Regions from separate parts of the Homo sapiens genome. Here region 2 is linked to region 1. Evidence: chromatin loops called from intact Hi-C (ENCODE). Cell type or tissue: CD14-positive monocyte. All regions are shown on one strand. Links, peaks and the distances in the headings refer to the core of each region. The heading gives the core; the rest is flanking DNA.

Region 1 (9,026 bases), core at 282-8,281:
CCCCTGGGATCCTCACTGAAACTCTCTCTCCCTCCTTTTTGGTAATTAGACTAGTAGGTCTGTTTGATTTATATTTAAATTCCATCTTTGCTGTCAATTTTTATACGAGTGTTCTCACAAAGTGTGTACATAACCTGTGGAATATTCGAAGCCTTTGGGCCATTTGCAAACAGCACATTAGCCACACCCAGGTGGCGCAGACGCCCGGTGGACACCTACAGACCTGCTTCAAATGCACGGAGCCCCGACGTGAGCAGCTCACCGGGAGACAGTTGGCAATTTAACACTGATACTACGCAACGAGGGCCATGCGTGTTACAGGCATCTGATGGGAACTATTTTGGGTGACACATTTGACTTGGAGCATTTATTTTACAAGTTTCTAATTCTGAGTTTCTGGGAAGTGGCCGTTGTCAGGGACCAACGGCCTCCACAAGGGAGGCTGTCCTGACGCGTCATCCTGCTGTGTGGGTAGCTGGCACCATCTGGCTTCAACGCTGGCTCACAGGAGAGATTTTCCTCTCGGAGAATGAAGTTTAAACAGGATGAGACTCGCATGGCTCGACGGGGGGCAGCAGCATTCTCAGGGTCAGCTCAGGAGTAAAACGTGCAGCCTCACGGGTGGTGCTGAGGCTGTTCCGAGAGGCAAAGAGGAGTTCCGGGATTTGAGGGTTCCAGCAGGAAGGGGCTCTTAAGGCCTATGCATTGAAATAATCAGAGAGGAGTGTCCTCCATCGCAGGCCGACACCCTCAGACCGGCACAGCCCGCCCTCCTCGGACACCAGTGTCCCCTCGCACTAATGACAAGCCGCCCTCGTGACCATGTCACTGGCACCCACAGCTGTGTCTGCACCTAAAAGCAGGGGCCATATTTTTATGCATTAATTAGTGGATTGAAAACACAACTTCAGGTGGAGCTTGGCCTACCCCTGCTCTGGACCGTCAGAGTGTTGAGACCAGCACCAACTGTGGGCTGGAACTGTCTGATGCTTCTGTGTGTTAACTCACTCAGCCCCTCGAAAACCCTATGAGATGGGTCCTAGCATCTCCCCGTTTCACAGATGGGGAGACCAAGGCACACGAAGGCAAAGCAGACCCCTCAGAGGCCTCTGGCTGACGAACGGAAGAGCCGGGACTCAGATCCTGGACGTCTGACTCCGCATATGGGCGCCCCCAGCACCACCAAGCGTGTCTGCCTCTCAACCTGCAAGGGACATCAGTAATTCACGCCATTTTAATACAGGATTGAGTGATCTAACAGAGGTTGGTGGAGAACTGATGTGGGCAACATAGTCCTTGGGAGAATCACTGAAAAAAAGGCTGAATGTGGCCGGGCACGGTGGCTCACGCCTGTGATCCCAGCACTTTGGGAGGCCGGGCGCAGTGGCTCACTCCTCCAATCCCAGCACTTTGGGAGGCCAGGGACGGTGGCTCACGCCTGCAATCCCAGAACTTTGGGAGGCCAGGGACGGTGGCTCACGCCTGCAATCCCAGCACTTTGGGAGGCCAAGGCGAGCGGATCACTTGAGGTCAGGAGTTTGAGACCAGCCTGGCCAACACAGTGAAACCCCATCTCTACTAAAAATAAAAAAATTAGCCGGGCATGGTGGGGTGCCTGTAATCCCAGCTACTCAGGAGGCTGAGGCAGGAGAATTACTTGAACCCAGGAGGCAGAGGCTGCAGTGAGCCAAGATCACGCCACTGCACTCCAGCCTGGGTGACAGAGTGAGACTCCCAGACAACAGGAGAAGCAGCAAATCACACAGGAGCAGGGAGACGGCGGCCTCAGAAGATGCAGCTCACACCGGGGCCTGAGAGAGAGTCTGGGTGAGAAAGAGGACGGGCATCCCATGGCCACCTGGAAGGCAGGAGGGTGAGACCAGGGTCATAAAGGAGAGAGGCCATTCATTTACGACAAAGCCCAGAGAGTTTCCCTGGGTGCGTCTGAAGATGGGAGCAGAAAGTGGAGCCTTAGAAATAAGAATACCTGAGCCCAGAGGGAAGTGCCCCCAAGAACTCATGTCACCCCAGAAGGAAAATAGGGCATTGGTCACCTCTGGGATGGTGCGAGGATATCTGCAGTGAGTAACCAGATATCTTCAGTGTTAAAGGAAAGTCCCCAGATTTAAGCGTCTGTGTGTGTTGTGTATATTCAGTTAATTATACACCTTACGCAATGCTGGGGTGAGAGGCCTGAATTCCAGTATTCCCGGGAGCTCTGGGGAAGTCACCCTTCCAACGATTTCTCCTGCTGTTTGGGACCAGCTCTGCTCATGAAGGTGCCAGCACCATCCGTCCCTGAGTTCATGTCCATGGCTGAGGGTGACTCCAAACACTGCCAGTGGGTTCTTCTTCCCGACTTTGCCGTTTCACTGAGTTAAAGGTCTGGCATTTACCAAAACCATCTGCCGCAACCCAGCCAATCTTCCAGAAGTGTCCTGATCTCTTCCTCTGTTGAGTATTTAAAAGTGAAGCACATTTGTGTGGACTCTCCCCAAGGCGGAGCTGCCCGAGTGCTGGGCTGCCCTGATGAGCTGGTGCTGAGACAGAAGCGGCTTTGCGGACGGCTGCACGGGCTGTGTGTTCTGCTTCCGAACTCTATCAGGTGAGCGTGGAAGACACTTCCATAGACACAGGGAGGTGCTTTACTGCTGAAGGCGACTCCTGCATGCAAACACGGCAGCATTATCTCCACGTAGAGGGAACACAGGACGCTCAGAGGGAAATTCTCGGAAAGTGGGGTGTCTCCAGCTCCTCCTTCCAGGCCTCTTCTCAGCCGTGAGGCTGCGCTCTGGGCCTCAGTCCCACCCACTGCACCGTCCTCCCCACCGCGGCATCCATGCCGGCCCCGCACCTGTCAGGATATGGGGGAGCCCTGGCCCTGAGGGCTTTCTGTGGCTCCCCAGGTCCATGTTTCCATTCTCTTTGCTCCCACCGTTTTTTCTCATGTTCTCCTTTTCACACAATATTTATTGTCTTGTCCCCTCTGTTCTGTCAAGAGCCCAGACTGTGTAACACACATTGCCTGGCCCAGAGCCCATTCGATAAATATGTGTGGAAAAAAAGAACCAAACAAGGACTCAATACCTCTCCTGCCTCTTCCATGAAATCATTGTTTTGATTCGAGAATAAAAGATGTTTGGATTAAAATGTTTCTTGAATTTTTCCATTCCTAGCCTCTTGCAAGATCATTGTGCTAGATTTTGAATGACCTACTTTTCCTTCTCAGGCCCAAGACTTCAAGAGACTATTGTGGTAACGGAGCCACAAATTAATCTTTCCATTTTCTGAAAATAGAATTCTACTTACATAAGTTTAAAAAAAATTGTTGGTGGTTAGAACAATATCATTAATATCATTTTTATTTTTCAATTAAATGATTCCAACTGTCTTCATGATAATTATTTATATTTATAGAACATCTTAAAGGGTACATTTCACACAGAAAAACACCACGTCCAGTCTCTGTCCAGCCCATGGAGGGCGACCAGAGGTGATGGTTGGCGTGGGCAGCAAGAAGCCAGGGAGGACCGAGCGGGGAGCAGGCGGGGAAGGCAGAAGGGGCGGCAGGAGGGATAGGGCAAGCCGTGGGGAGGCAGCCACCCCGTAGCAGGAGAGGCAGGGAACGCCACGTCGCTGGTACAAATGGAACAAACTCCAACGCCCGTCTAGAGTTGAAGCTTCTGGGCAGAAGGGAGCTTTATGATCCACGCCCAACCCATAGGCCCGCTCCCGCCATGCCCCCTCCTCTGGGAAAGCCGCCTGGAGTGTCCACCGCAGAACGAGTGCTGCGCTCAGCAGCACCAGGACCCGCAGGGCCCGCACTCCCCTCCGCACGAAGCTCACTGTCCACGAGGAAAGACGAGGAAATGCGGGGAAAGGAGGGCACGGGACAACACGTCCAACTGTGTAGAGGAAAGGGACCTGCGTGGGAAGGAAGGGGCAGGGGAGGCTTCGAGAAAGAGCCAGGACCGTGTAGTTGGACCCTTGGAGGGAGCTACACGTGGCCAAGGGTGCAGGGCGGCCCCAGGCTGGGGAACAGCACCGGCCAAGCTCGGGGAAGGGCGTGGACAAGGCCGGCCCGTGGAACGGAAGGGAGCATCGCACTGTTAAAAGGTCATGAAACGTCCGGGAGCCTCAGCAGGGGAGGCCGAGTGTGGAGGTTTAGAGGAAAGGAATGAGGCTGAGGCTGCCAAGGAAAAGCATGGTGTGGGGGGACCCGGAGGCCCCGCGGTGGGAGGAGCGTGGTGTGGGGGGGGACCGGGAGGCCGTGGGGTGGGAGGAGCGTGGTGTGGGGGGACCCGGAGGCCGTGGGGTGGGAGGAGCGTGGTGTGGGGGGACCCGGAGGCCGTGGGGTGGGAGGAGCGTGGTGTGGGGGTACCCGGAGGCCGTGGGGTGGGAGGAGCGTGGTGTGGGGGGACCCGGAGACCCTGCGGTGGGAGGAGCGTGGTGTGGGGGGACCCGGAGACCCTGCAGTGGGAGGAGCGTGGTGTGGGGGGGGACCGGGAGGCCGTGGGGTGGGAGGAGCGTGGTGTGGGGGGGACCCGGAGGCCCTGCGGTGGGAGGAGCGTGGTGTGGGGGGGACCCGGAGGCCGTGGGGTGGGAGGAGCGTGGTGTGGGGGGAGGAGCGTGGTGTGGGGGGACCCGGAGGCCCCGCGGTGGGAGGAGCATGGTGTGGGGGGGGACCGGGAGGCCGTGGGGTGGGAGGAGCGTGGTGTGGGGGGGACCCGGAGGCCGTGGGGTGGGAGGAGCGTGGTGTGGGGGGGACCCGGAGGCCGTGGGGTGGGAGGAGCGTGGTGTGGGTGGGGACCGGGAGACCCTGCGGTGGGAGGAGCGTGGTGTGGCGGGAACGGGAGGCCGTGGGGTGGGCGGCAGCACAGGTTGTGGCTGAGCTCGGGGCCGGGGCAGCGGCGCTTGCCCTTGGGAGGGAGAAAACAGGCAAAGGACAGGATGTGGTGAGCGTCGGCCCGCGAAACCCCGCGGCCACAGCCTGAGGAAGTCTGTAGACAACAGGCTCGGCACGAAGGAGAAAGAGCTGACGTGGCTGTGAGGTGCCGCTGGTGGGAGCAGAGCTGGGAAGGGAGCCTGGGTGTGACTGTGGGGCTGGGAGTGAGCGGGGAGAGGGACAGGAGACGGGAAGGGGCTGCTGGAGCGCAGGAGGACGGCCAGAGGTGCGCGGGCCCCCACCGCAGCCCCAGCTCCCAGATGGTGCACGGACCAACCACTCAACAATCAGCCTGTGAGTTTTCGGAAGAACAGAGTCTTGGGCCACGGAGCCAACAGGTTCCTCCTGCAGGTGGCCATTTACGCTACACTCACCCCAAGGCCCCAGCCAGGAGCGTGGCCTCAGTGCAAGAAGCCACGGGGCCTAACACGAGCCACACCGAGAGGTTTCTGGGCCTGCAGGTAACCCTGCTGTACCCCCCTAGCCTCTGGCATAAGTGTTTGTGAGGGGCCTTCGGGGGCTGGTCCCCGTGCAGGCTGACCGCGGTGGAGTTTGCTCAGTGTGTGATGAGGCACATGTGTGTACGTAACTGAGCCCACGTGTGAGGGCGAGGACCATCCGTGCCGGGGCCTCCTGTTGAGCAGCCACGAGACATCACCTCACCCGGCACATGGGCGGCCGCTTCCTCTTGGGCCTGGAATCCTGACAGCCAAGGCTTTGGGGCCGTGCCTCGCCCTCTTTCACAGGCATCTGGCCCTGGACTGTCCCCGCCGGGCGGCAGTGTAGGCTCCCCGGGGAGGGGCAAAGGTCCCACTTGGTGCAGGCAGCTCTGCACGTCTGATGAGACACCAGCTGGGCTGGGTGCGGTGGCTCACGCCTGTAATCCTAGCACTTTGGGAGGCCGAGGCGGGCGGATTGCTTGAGCTCAAAGTTAGAGACCAGCCTGGGCAACATGGTGAAACCCTGTCTCTAAAAAAAGTTAGCCAGGCGTGGTGGTTGGTGCTATAGTCCCAGCTACTCAGGAGGCTGAGGCAGGAGAATTGCTTGAACCTGGGAGTTGGAAGTTGCAATGAGCCGAGATGGAGCCACTGCACTCCAGCCTGGGGGGACAGAGCGAGACTCTATCACCAAAAAAAAAAAAAAAAAAAAAAAAAAAAAAAAAAAAAAACTGCGATCTGAGGCTTCCTCCTGCTGCTGGCTTCCCCTGGGGACTCACTGAGCCAGGGTCTCCATGCATCACGGCATCGGTGGCAAAATCTCACCAGCACTCAGGCAAAGCAAAGCTCACCTCCTCCCTCCTGAGCTGGCTGCACACGCCTCTGCTTCCATTTCCTGTAGGTTTTATTCAGCAGGAGTATTTCTAAACTGCAACATACAAAGTATCTAAAAACAGATTTTTATTCTTCTCCACCTTCTTTTTTTTTTAAACAAAGCTAACTTACATCTTCCCTTAATGATAATTGGTTTGAATGTCATTTTCAGAGAGTGACTTTTAAAAAGTACTTGTCATTTTAAATGAGTCTCTGCATAATTGCACTGGATTCTCTTGAGAACGTGGCTTTGACTCAGCCTTGGTTGCCCACGGCCAGGAGCCCATGGGCCTGGCTCTTTCCGAGACAGAGCTGATTTCCGGAACGCTCTTATCGGCCTTCTGCGGTCTGGGCCTGAGCTTTGTGGTCTGGCGGGGCCTTGGCCAGGCCGTCCCCACTTCCTACCACGCTCCCGCCTTCGCCCCTGGCTCTAGTCTTTCCTTTGACCTAATTTTAATGTCACTGCATGGCCACCTGTGCTCCAGATTCACACACAGCCACTCCCCTGCTTTTTATTCCCTTAGATTTTGCCCGAACCCAATCTTACTGTTAAAACACACATACAGACACACAACAGACAAAAGCTCACATCCCTTGTGACACCACCCAGTGCTCCCCTGACACTGTGACCGGTGCGTTTGTGCCTTCCTGCGTGTGGCCTGCATGTCTTCGTCTGCCATGCCCACGCTGTGATGTGCCCAAGTGCTCCCCACAGCTGCAGCCTTGCTCCCCCACGTCCTGCGGGTGGGCACTCCCTCTGCTCCCAGGGGATCTCTGGCATGACCTCTGTCATGACGTCTGCCATGGTCTCTGACATGGCCTCCACTGTGGTCTCTGACGTGGCCTCTGCCGTGGTCTCTGCCTTGCCAATGTTTCAGCTGCTTCCCTGCTCATCATCCCCTGCTCATCGTCCATTCTTCCCTAGGGTAAATGCTGAGAAAAGAAACTGATGCATCACAGAGTCAGTGCAATTTTAATGTAATCAATTTGATGAATTTATTTTGAGATGACGAATTCTGACTTTTTAAAAAACCATTTATGCACCAATTTCCTCTAATGTTTGACATTAAACGTTTTCATTTCTTCTAATCTAATGGGAAAAAAATCAGACTGTTTTCCATTGCAGTTCCCTGATCTGTTGTGAGATTGTGCAGCTTTTAAATGCTTCTTGGTAATTTGCATTTCTGCTTTTGTAAGTTTTGCTCATATTTCTTTGGCCATTTTCTTCACAGCTGTGTGTTCTCCCCACAGCGGAGGAATTGTCTTCTCGCACCTGTGAAGTGCTATTGGATTCACCCACTGTGCCAGCCCCTTCCTACGAACAGTCGGTCTCACTCTGCTACTCGTGTCTCGAGGCTTCTCTACACGCCCATCATATTGATGCTGTCGTACTCATGGTTCTTTTCTTTTGTGCCAGTTTTTCTGTTATATGCAAGAAGATGCTCTCTGCCCGCAGGACCATACGGACACTCTTCTTTCTCCCGTCACGTTGGAATTCTTGTTTCTCTGCTTAGAGCTTTAACCTCAGTGGGATCCAGTTTTGTGAATGGTGTAAATGAGGGATTTGGCTCATTTACTGGCTGTGAGTCCTGTGCCCAGAGCTACACTTCCCGTGAGCATGTTTGCCACTTAATGCCGGACACCGGCCCTGCTCCCGGCCCTGCTCCCGGCCTTGCCCCCTGGTCTGCCCCCTGCCCTGCTCCCGGCCTTGCTCCCTGCCCCCTGCCCTGCCCCCTGCCCTGCTCCCTGCCCTGCTCCTGGCCTCTGCCACTTTTCACAGTCTTCTGTCCCAGGTCTGCCACTTACCTGCCCAGCAGGGGTGAGATCCCTCAGGGAGTCGGAGATAGAGCCTCTTCCTGTCCTTCCAAGGGGAGCAGTGTATGGAGGCTTTGGAGGATGTTTCTGACAACACTGGGGTGTGCACCGTTCCAGCTCCCAGGTTCCAAGGTGGAAGTCACCAGAAGGAAGAACAGAAGCAAAGACAATGCCAGGCTAAAGCAGGAGCCCACCCTTCCTGTCTGGGGGCCGCACCCGGGGCTGCTGACCTGGTGGCTACTCAGCATGGTGCCTGAGCGTTCACAGACGTTGAGTGACCCTGAGCGTTCACGGGCACTGAGTGACCCCACTGCCCTCTTTGGAAGCGTCCTGGGGGCAGATTTGCCGTGGTCCTTGTGCAGCCGATGTCTGTCCCACCTGGAGCGACTGACCCACCTGTGGTGATGGGGTGGATGGAGACAGGCCCTCTGTTAGAGGCAATCGGAGCAAATTATCAAACTCTAAAGCCAGAGGACCCTTAGGGCTTCACTGAGTGGTGGCAGGAGCCACGTGACACAGCCGGAAACCCCATCCATGCCCTGGGGAGATTTTCCCTTGGTGAGGGACCCTGCAGTGCGGCCCAGCCTTTCAGCCTTTCTGGTAAATTGCACCAGGGAATATGTTAGGACTTATCTGTATCAGGTGCCTCATCATCGGTCAACGCTGCGTCACCCTGGGCAGTCACAACACCACACAAACTCACGACAGCACCACGCAGCTCACAACAGCACCACACAAGCTCACAACACCACACAGTTCACAACAGCGCCACACAGCTCCCGACAGCGCCACATAGCTCACAACTGCACCACACAGCTCACGACAACACCACACAGCTCCCGACAGCACCACACAGCTCACAACTGCACCACACAGCTCACGACAACACCACACAGCTCACGACAGCACCACACAGCTCACGACAACACCACACAGCTCACGACAGCACCACACAG
Region 2 (9,026 bases), core at 381-8,380, 51 kb before region 1:
CCCAGTCGGGGGATCCAGGGGCTCATGAGACATGAGACATTTGCTTCTTCCCTTGGACACTCCCTTCTAGGAACAGGGTGAGCTGGAGAGAGGCAACAGAGCAGGAGCAGGGAGCACTGAGGGTGGCTCCGCCTGAGGGTACAGCACACGTCCAGGGCTGTCTGCACACTATTTCTCCCTCTCTTCTCACTCCCAATTTAGAACAAGTGCCCAGGGGAAGAAAGAAGAAAAGAGATGCTGCTCCTGCTGCCTGTGCCTCCTCCTTCCAGAGTGCTCTGCAGGGCAGGCTGCAGGCAGGGCCTTGTCACCCTGGCACCCTCCAGTTCTCCATCTCTACCACTCCATCTGGACCCGTGCGCCAGCTGGTATCCAGGACCCCAACCTTTCCCTCTCCGTAAACGGGTCCGTGCAAATTCATGGCCCCAGCCCATAAAGAACAGGGTGTTTCCGTCTCTTAGGCCTCAAATGTTTTAAATGCACAGAAAGAGATAGTGAGTGTTCAGGGTGTCTCTGCTGCATGCATTCAGCAGGAGCTACCATGGCCGACCTGGGCACCACACTTCAGATATGTGGCTCTGCACAGTACAAGAGATTGGGCCAGTCATCATGTCCTACAAACACACAGCACGGAGGCATTACCTACACCACAAACCCACAGGTGCTCAGGGACAAATGTTTAAGCTACTGAGGCTGCACCAAGCTCAAACACAGATGGCATCTTTCAGATCACCAGAGGCAGTGTCCACCAGACATGCAATTCCTCTGCAGGAGTCAGACCCCAGGTCACCCAGCTTGCTGGGAGGGTTCCTCCGGGGCAGAGGGAGACATGCCCAAGTCAGACTGGGGAACACCAGCAGTTGACTTCCGTAGCGTTTGCCACCAGTACCATCTTCCTCTGTAACTGTATCTTCCCAACTTCTTGTGAATATCTCCACCAGATGTTCCATCAGCACTTAAAACTCACATTTCAACACTTGATCTGAATTCCTCCAAATCCCACTTCTTCCCCTGGGCACCTTGATTCGGTGCTGGCACCACCATCCACCAGGCAGCCAGAACCAAACTTTGGGCTTCTTCTCACTCTCATGCTCCCATGCAAACCACTGTGAAGTCAGGTCATTGCTCTCTCTGAACTGTCTCCTAAAATCACCCCTTTTCCCAATTTCTACCCCTAACTCTCAAGGGAACCCCTCATCCCCATCCATTTTGGCCAGTCTGCCTGGCACACCCTCACCCACGATCCTTCCTGCAGCACAGAGCTTTCATACCCTACTCAAGTATCCAGCACAGGGAAGTTCTTTCCTCCTGGGTGTGGAGCCCATCAGCACCCGGGTGAGTGTCGAGCCCACCTCCATGGCACCCTTCTCTCTTGAGTCCCAGACAAACCAAGTGCTCCCAGCTGCCACCTGGCCCTGCTTTTCTGCCCTGCCCTTTGCTCAAGCCATTTGCACTCAAAGTGACCTGTCCTTCAGGCCCAGCCTGCATCAGACACACTCTTTCCCAGACCCAGCCCGCAACAGACACACTCTTTCCAAATCTACAGCAGAGGAGGCCTGGAAGTTGGGTCTGGCTGCTCCATCCAGGGGTCTTTGCCAAGCAGATGCTTGACCCTCCTGGGGGGCCCCACTGGCCCCTCCTCCTCTAGTCTACCTAGTGCACCTGTGGTCTCAGAGTCCTCCACACCCAAATCACCTCCAAGAATCAAAACTGAAATTGGGGAAGAAACAGTTCGCATGCTTCTGAGGGAAAGAACCTATCCCTCTAGTTCCCAAATGTGTAGTCAACCCTGCCCGAGGGCTCCTGGAGAGAAGGGGAGGGAAGGGACGTCTGGACACAGGTCTCTTGTTGCACCCGAAGGCCCTGAGTCCAAATACAGTCTCACTGGGAGCTGGGACTTCAGCGCAGGACTGGGGGGCGCCATTCAGTCCACGAGATCTGCAGCATGTAGGGAGGGTGAGGTCGGGGAGCAGGCAGAGGCTTGTGCCCAGGCTGCAAAGTTTCTCAGCCTGTTGGGCAGGGATACAGCTTTAAACAAAGAAGTCCAGTCAAGAGCCCTGGCTGCTGGCACAGATCACCACACTGGAGATGTGACACGCCACCTCGCCATGGCGTCTGCCACTGAGAACGTCCCAAGCCAGGCCCTAACCCGCCTGCCTGGGTTTTTCACCCCGGGCTCTCTTCAGGGCCATAACCTCTTGGGATGGATAATGAATGTTCATTGATTTTTATTAGTATGTGAAAACAAACACATCTTAAGTAATAAATAATGTATTTAAAGTTATCTATGGTTGAAGTATGTATTACAAGGTCCATTTACATATGATCTTTAAAAATATTCCTATAATTTCCTCATTTGGCAAGTGTTATATGCACTTTACTCCACTTTCAAAGTAAATGTAAGAAAAACCCATGGCTCATCAATACTTTTGAAGCAAACGACTATTTTCTATTTTATTTAAGGACTGAGTGTATGTTAGAAAATCAAATTACTTGCATGTACTATGTCTCCAAATGACTTTTATGATCCAAAGTTTAGAATATTTTTATTCAGATGTTTAAATATCTGCTTCTCTAGAGATCATATTTTGTTCCCAAACGGTGCAAGGGACTTTGAGACATGTCTGAAACTCTTTCCAAACAGCACATTGATGGTGTGACAGCTCATATTCACAGTCAGCAAAAAGCAAAATGGCTATGACTACCATTCTATTTCCCCTTTTGTCCATTGGATGTGAGGGACATCTTGACATGTTATGGAGGCATCTTGCTAAATGACTGACGTGTTATGTAGGCATCTTATTAAATGATTGACATGTTGTGCAGGCATCTTGCTAAGTGATTGACATGTTATGTAGGCATCTTGTTAAATGGATGCAACTTAGAGACATCCTGAGATTTATTTGCAGAACTGCTGCAATTCTTTTTAGTACTTGCCGGCTTTCCTTAGCTTCCTCATAGCCACTGTCAATTTACATGGAATAATATATGACTATGAGGAATAAAAATACAATTCTAAGGCCCGCAACCAACTGAAATGACCTCCCCTTGGCCAAAGGGACCTCTGAGAAACCTTGAAAACTGAGTTCCCAGCCATGACAGAGGGGAGGTCAGACTTGCTTCGTGATCCCCCTCCCTCACTAAGCACCATTAGGCTTTCTTCCCTGAGGGCTACACAGTATACAGCCCCTTCAAACGAGACCATGCTGATTTCCACCAACTTGATGTCACCCCTCTCTTTTATGGTTTGGGCACAAACACTGACCAGCACTCCTTCCTGATGGGAGAGCACTGACTTCAGACTGTAGCTCTGCCAGGCCCTCACAGGAAGCACAGTGAGGGTTTTTGCATCCCCTGCTTCACATTTCCCCTCCACGCTGCCCTAGGAGAGGTTCTCCACGAGGGCTCTGCCCCTACAGCAGGCTGCTGCCTGGACATCCAGGAGCTTCCATACATCCTCTGAAATCTAGGCAGGAGCTCCCAAGCCTCAACTCTTGCCCTCTGCACACCCACAGGCTTAACACCACGTGGAAGCTGCCAAGGCTTACAGCTTGCGCCTTCTGGAGCAGCTGCCTGAGATGTATCTGGGGCCTTTTTAGCCATGGCTGGAGCTGGAGCAGCTGGGACACAAGGAGCAGTGTCCCAAGTCTGCGCAGGGTGGTGGGGTCCTGGGCCTGGCCCGCAAAATCATTCTTCCCTCCTAGGCCTCTGAGTCTGTGATGAGAGGAGCTGCACTGAAGTTCTCTGAAATGCCTTTGAGGCATATTCTCCATTGTCTTGGCTATCAACATTTGGCTCTTGTTTACTTATGCAAATTTCTGCAAGCCAGCTTGAATTCCTTCCCAGAAAATGGGTTTTTCTTTTCTACCACATGGCAGGGCTGCAAATTTTCCAAAATTTTATGCTTTGCTTTCCCTTTAAATTTAAGTTCCAATTTCAGATCGTTTCTTTGTTTATGCAAATGAGCATAGGCTTTTAGAAGCAGCCAGGCCAAATCTTGAACACTTTGCTGTTTAGAAATTTCATCTGCCAGACACCCTAAATCATCTCTCTCAAGTTTAAAGTTCCACAGATCCCTAGAGCAGGCACACAATGCCTCCAGCCTCTTTGCTAAAGCATAGCAAGAGTGACCTTTACTCCAGTTCCCAACAAGTTCCTCATCTCCATCTGAGATCTCCTCAGCCTGGACTTCATTTTCCATATGACTATCAGCATTCTGATCACAATAATTTAACATGTCTCTAGGAAGTTCCAAACTTTCCCTCATCTTCCTGTCTTCTTCTGAGCCCTCCACACTCTTCCAACCTCGGCCCTTTACCCAGCTCCAAAGCAGCTTCCACATTCCAGGGATCTTTATAGCAATGCCCCGCTCCTGGTACCAATTTTCTGTATCATTGCATTCTCCCATTGTTATAAAGAACTGCCTTATAAGGGTGACTTATAAGGAAAATAAGGAAAAGAGGTTTAATTGTCTCATAGTTTCACAGGCTGTACAGGCTTCTGCTTCCGAGGAGGCCTCAGGAAACTCACGATTGGGCAGAAGGCAAAGGGGAAGGTGTCATGACTCCTGTGGCCAGAGCGGGACACAAGAGGCAGCAAAGGGTGAGGTGCCACACCCCTTTAAATAACCAGCGAGAACTCACTATCATGAGAACAGCAAGGGGGAAATCTGCCCCCGTGATCCAGTCCCCTCCCGCCAGGCCCTCCTCCCACACTGGGGATGACAATTCAACACGAGATTTGGGCAGGACACAAATCCAGACCATATCACACACCTTGCTCCTCTAACACACAGGCAAAAACATCAGTCCCTTCCAGAACTTCTGAAGGTTCACAAAACACCCTGGGGAAACGTGTGCCTGTTTAATTTTTGTTAGAGTTTAACTCTGATGTTGAAATGCAAGCATTTTGAGTGTGAGGTGAGGGAACACTTGGAAATTTTCTCAGTCGGCCCCATGTGCTCTGGGACACTCAAAATCTCCCAGGCATCTCCACCAAGAGACCCAGCCCCACAGGATCCTCTGCTAAGAGTAGAGGATTATCCCTCCCCTCTGCCAGAGCAGCAGTGAATCACCTTTCAGGTGTTCGGGGTCAAGCCATTTTCACCATGACTACCTGCCAGAGCCTGAGGGTCCCAGCAGGACATCCCAGCTCCTGACCTGGCCCAGGACCTGCAGCCTCTGCCCAGACACACCTCCCAGGGCCCAGAACCAGCAGCCCCAACCTGGACCTGCTTCCCAGGGCCCAGGACCAGCAGCCCCCACCCAGACACGCTCTCAGAGGCCGCTCCAATCACACCCACGTCTCAGCTCTTACTAAGGCTCAGTTTCAGTTTTGCAATGCTTCTCATGTGCCTATCCCCCAAGCCTTTTCAATCTGCTAATTTTCCAGCAAATGAGACATGACAAAAAGTCTTGTTTATCTTAGCTAAATATCTCAATTAAAACACTCCATTCTGAAAGCATGACGTGGCATTTGGCACCTTCGTGGTAGCACAAAACAGCTGGCGAGATGCTCTGTGCTCCGAATGTCCACCAAGAGTCAGCTTCCGGACACTTCTGGACCCTCCCACACTGTCACAGGGGAGGGTGTGGGGGTATGGGTGCTCGAGTTATCCTCGTGTGAACCAGACGCCAGTGAGGGATGGGGACAACCACGGTGCCCTCAGCGCTGGCCATGGGTGCTTCCCACCGAGGGCCCTGAGGACAACATGGACATTCTGCTGTCCTGGGCACCTGGCACACCTGCATGTCCTTCTAGAGACCAGGGGTTTGGCTCCACCCCACTAGTTCAAATGTGAAAGCAGAAAGCTCTGCATGTCTCTGCTTAGAAACTTGCTGAAAGATAAAGGTCAGTGTTAAGCACCTTCTCTGTGTGAGACAGAAACAAGGAGGATCCCTGCCCTCAGGGCTGCTGGGGGGAGGTCCTGTTAGGAGGATGAGTGCTACAGTAACTGCTGTGTTCCCTGGGATGACGGCTGCAGTGGGGGCGAAGGTCAGATTCATGATGAGCACTTGGGTCCTGCTTCCCAGCTGTGCTGGGGGATGTGCACGGACACCACCCTGATGACCAGGAAAGCCCGGCCCAAGCTCACCTCTGACTGTGGACAGTGCGAGCTCTCAGATCTGTGCGTGGCAGAGGGCTGGTCCTCGTGGCCTCCAACCTGGGAAAATTTTACATAGACGTTACACTCCTGAAAATAAGTTGGCAAGTTATCCTGTAGCAAATGTTCTGAAAGAGTGAAGAAGTCTTTTATAAAACATGATACCACAAGCCAATGTTCTTTTTCACAAAAACCCAAATGCTTTCTTCCCATCCCAGAGGATCTGGATGGACTCAGCGGGTCTGAGGGGGGCTCAGTTCACTGGACGTCTACAAACCCCTGGGGGTTATTCCCACGTGCACACCAAGTGGAACCAGGAAGTAAACACTCTGGCTCACGGCCTGTGCATCTGGTGTGCATGAATCAGGAGGCCGACCCTCGGAAAGGTATGAGGGAGCCCACCTCCAGTCACCACCCCAGCCAGGCTCTGGGAAGAAGTCATTCCGTTTCTAGCTGACGTGCAAACTCTTCTGAACGATGTCAGACACATTCTTTATTTTCTGTTTACCTTTGTACTTTTAACTAATTTTAGTCTTACAGTAGAGTCACAAAAATAACAGCTCTTCCTGACACACCATATCCAACTTCCCTGAGTTAGCCCCTTAGCCCCAGCACGACTGCCAGAACCAGGACACTCACACAGTGCTATTCATGAAACGCAGACTTCAGATAAACCTCATGGTGTTTCCACATGGGCCCGGCTTCTGCTCCAGGGTCCATCAGGGTGGTCCCCTGCGTCCAGTTGCCTGTGGCCGTGGCTGCTCCCTTGTCTTTCGAACCTTGACACGTTGGAAGACTTGATCAGTTATTTTGCCAACTATCTGGTCTGTCCAATTGGACTGAAGTGAGGCACTATCGGCAAGAATGCCACAGAGGTGATGCCGAGTCCCTGCTGGGCGCGATGTCCCTGCTGTCCCTCCATGTCCCTGCTGTCCCACCATGTCCCTGCTGGCCCACCGTGTCCCTGCTGTCCCTCCATGTCCCTGCTGTCCCACTGTGTCCCCGCTGTCCCTCCGTGTCCCCGCTGGCTGTGTCCCCGCTGGCCCACCGTGTCCCTGCTGTCCCACCATGTCCCTGCTGTCCCACTGTGTCCCTGCTGTCCCTCCGTGTCCCTGCTGTCCCACCGTGTCCCTGCTGTCCCACCGTGTCCCTGCTGTCCCACCATGTCCCTGCTGTCCCACTGTGTCCCCGCTGTCCCTCCGTGTCCCTGCTGTCCCACCGTGTCCCTGCTGTCCCACCATGTCCCTGCTGGTGCACCGTGTCCCTGCTGTCCCACCGTGTCCCTGCTGTCCCTCTGTGTCCCTGCTGTCCCTCTGAGTCCGTGCTGGCCCACCGTGTCCTTGCTGTTCCTATGTGTTCTTGCTGGTCCACCATGTCCTTGCTGGGGCACTGTGTCTGGGGCTTACGAAGTACTAGTGGTCACCACTGGCTGTGGGCCTCCATCACTGGGGGAACAATGCTACCACTGCTTGCCCACTGTGAGGTTACAAAGTGATTCTCCTTTTTGAATAATAAATATCTTCTTAGCTAACTGCCTATCACATATGTCCATATTCAAGATTTGAAAAATCAAATTATCATCTCCCCAGGAATCAAAACATCCCCATTCCCTTCCACCCCCTGCAGAAAGACGGTTTCATCGGGAGTCTGTTAGAGCCAGGTGGGGAAGGGTGGCCGCCGGAATGTCCCAAGCCTGGCCTTGAGCTTCGGACCATCTGCCAGGAGTGACTGCCCGGGTGCTCAGGAACACCACTGTGAACTTAGAGGTTGAAGTCCTTGAGAAACCAGGCGTCTATAAATAAATATGTAAGTTAAAATATTGATTAAACTTCCATTTTTATAGAGTACCCAAGCACGCGACAGGAAGGAAAGTTTACTGGGAGGATCAGATCCCTGTTTAAGGGAAGAGGCCGTGGAGTTGTCCTCGATCCCAGGAGAAGACAGTCACACACTGTGCTTCTAAGAAAGAACTGGTCCCACCATAGGCGTGTGGCTGCCACAGATCCACGTCCAAGCAGAAGTCACAGCTGTTCAGAAAAGAAAGGCAAAAGGAAGAAAGACATCTCTGTTTGAAAAGTGTAAACCAAAAACAAAACTCTGAGGCCCTCCAGTCATCTGAATGGACTTCCTCCTCAGCCAGGGCTCTTAAAATGTAACCTGAGAGGTGGGTTCAGGCCATGACGGGAAGCGGGGGTCACACACGTCTCATTGTACCCCTCACTAACAGCAGCACAGACTTTGACAACAACATTTTGCACCCTATTCTGTCTGCAGCCTCCTAGCTAAAGCTTCATCTGCATGACAAAACCTTGCTCTCCACACCGTTATCTTAACCCAGACGTTCCTTTCTGCTGCATCTCAGGTCTTTGGACAAACTCAACCCATTGTCAACCAGAAAACCTTTAAATTTACCTGACACCTGGAAGCCTCCCCTCCCTGCCAGCTTTGCGTTGTCCACCTTTCTGGACCAAGCCACTCACCAATGTACTTCTCAAATGTCTTGGATTGGTGTCTTATGGCTCCCTAAAGTGTATAAATCCAAGCTGTCCCCCGACCACCTTGGCACATGTTCTCAGGACCTCCAGAGGGCTGTGTCACAGGCCATGGTCACTCATATCTGGCTCAGAATAAATCTCTTCAAATATTTTCTAGCGTTTGACTCTTTTTGTGCACAATAGCAAAGGCTACAAGTTTCTTTCTTTGCTCTGATTAATCAGCCCAGAGCCTCCTCTCTTGCCACCAGTGAAATTTAAAATGAACGAAGGTGTTTTACTGATGGGGTCTGTGCAGACCCAGTAGGCAGGGGGGTCCACTTTCCTGCTAGCTGTCCCTAGCGTCGTTGGCCAGGTGCAGAGGGGTCTGTCATTCTCCTACCAAAAATTTCACCCGTGCATGTGGGGCCTTTTGTAACACAGGATCTCAGGTC

The links. Hi-C counts contacts between places; a loop is a spot of excess contacts. Peaks named below come from ENCODE experiments on the same cell type or tissue, not always from the same donor. Only the 100,000 strongest peaks of a DNase experiment are listed, where the experiment ranks them.
Region 2: a loop joins it to region 1, with 1.8 times the contacts of the local background. A loop is called at or near these places in 3 of 110 quality-filtered maps.

The regions. Positions count from the first base shown.
Region 1 is chr6:170,083,146-170,092,171 of GRCh38, forward strand. No RefSeq gene overlaps it. Among named protein-coding and RNA genes, the nearest start is that of LINC01624, 180 kb to the right of the region's middle. RefSeq lists enhancers at 5,488-5,587, 8,518-9,019. In CD14-positive monocyte, for the core only: no CTCF peak of the experiment used is centred there; DNase peaks (open chromatin) are centred at 4,996 and 6,576; H3K4me3 peaks cover 1,192 bases; H3K27ac peaks cover 1,091 bases; H3K27me3 peaks cover 2,411 bases.
Region 2 is chr6:170,032,489-170,041,514 of GRCh38, forward strand. LOC105378150 (a long non-coding RNA gene) reads left to right here. Exons shown (of 3, transcript XR_943318.4): 3 at 1-2,908. Among named protein-coding and RNA genes, the nearest start is that of LINC01624, 240 kb to the right of the region's middle. RefSeq lists an enhancer at 4,730-5,463. In CD14-positive monocyte, for the core only: no CTCF peak of the experiment used is centred there; a DNase peak (open chromatin) is centred at 4,563.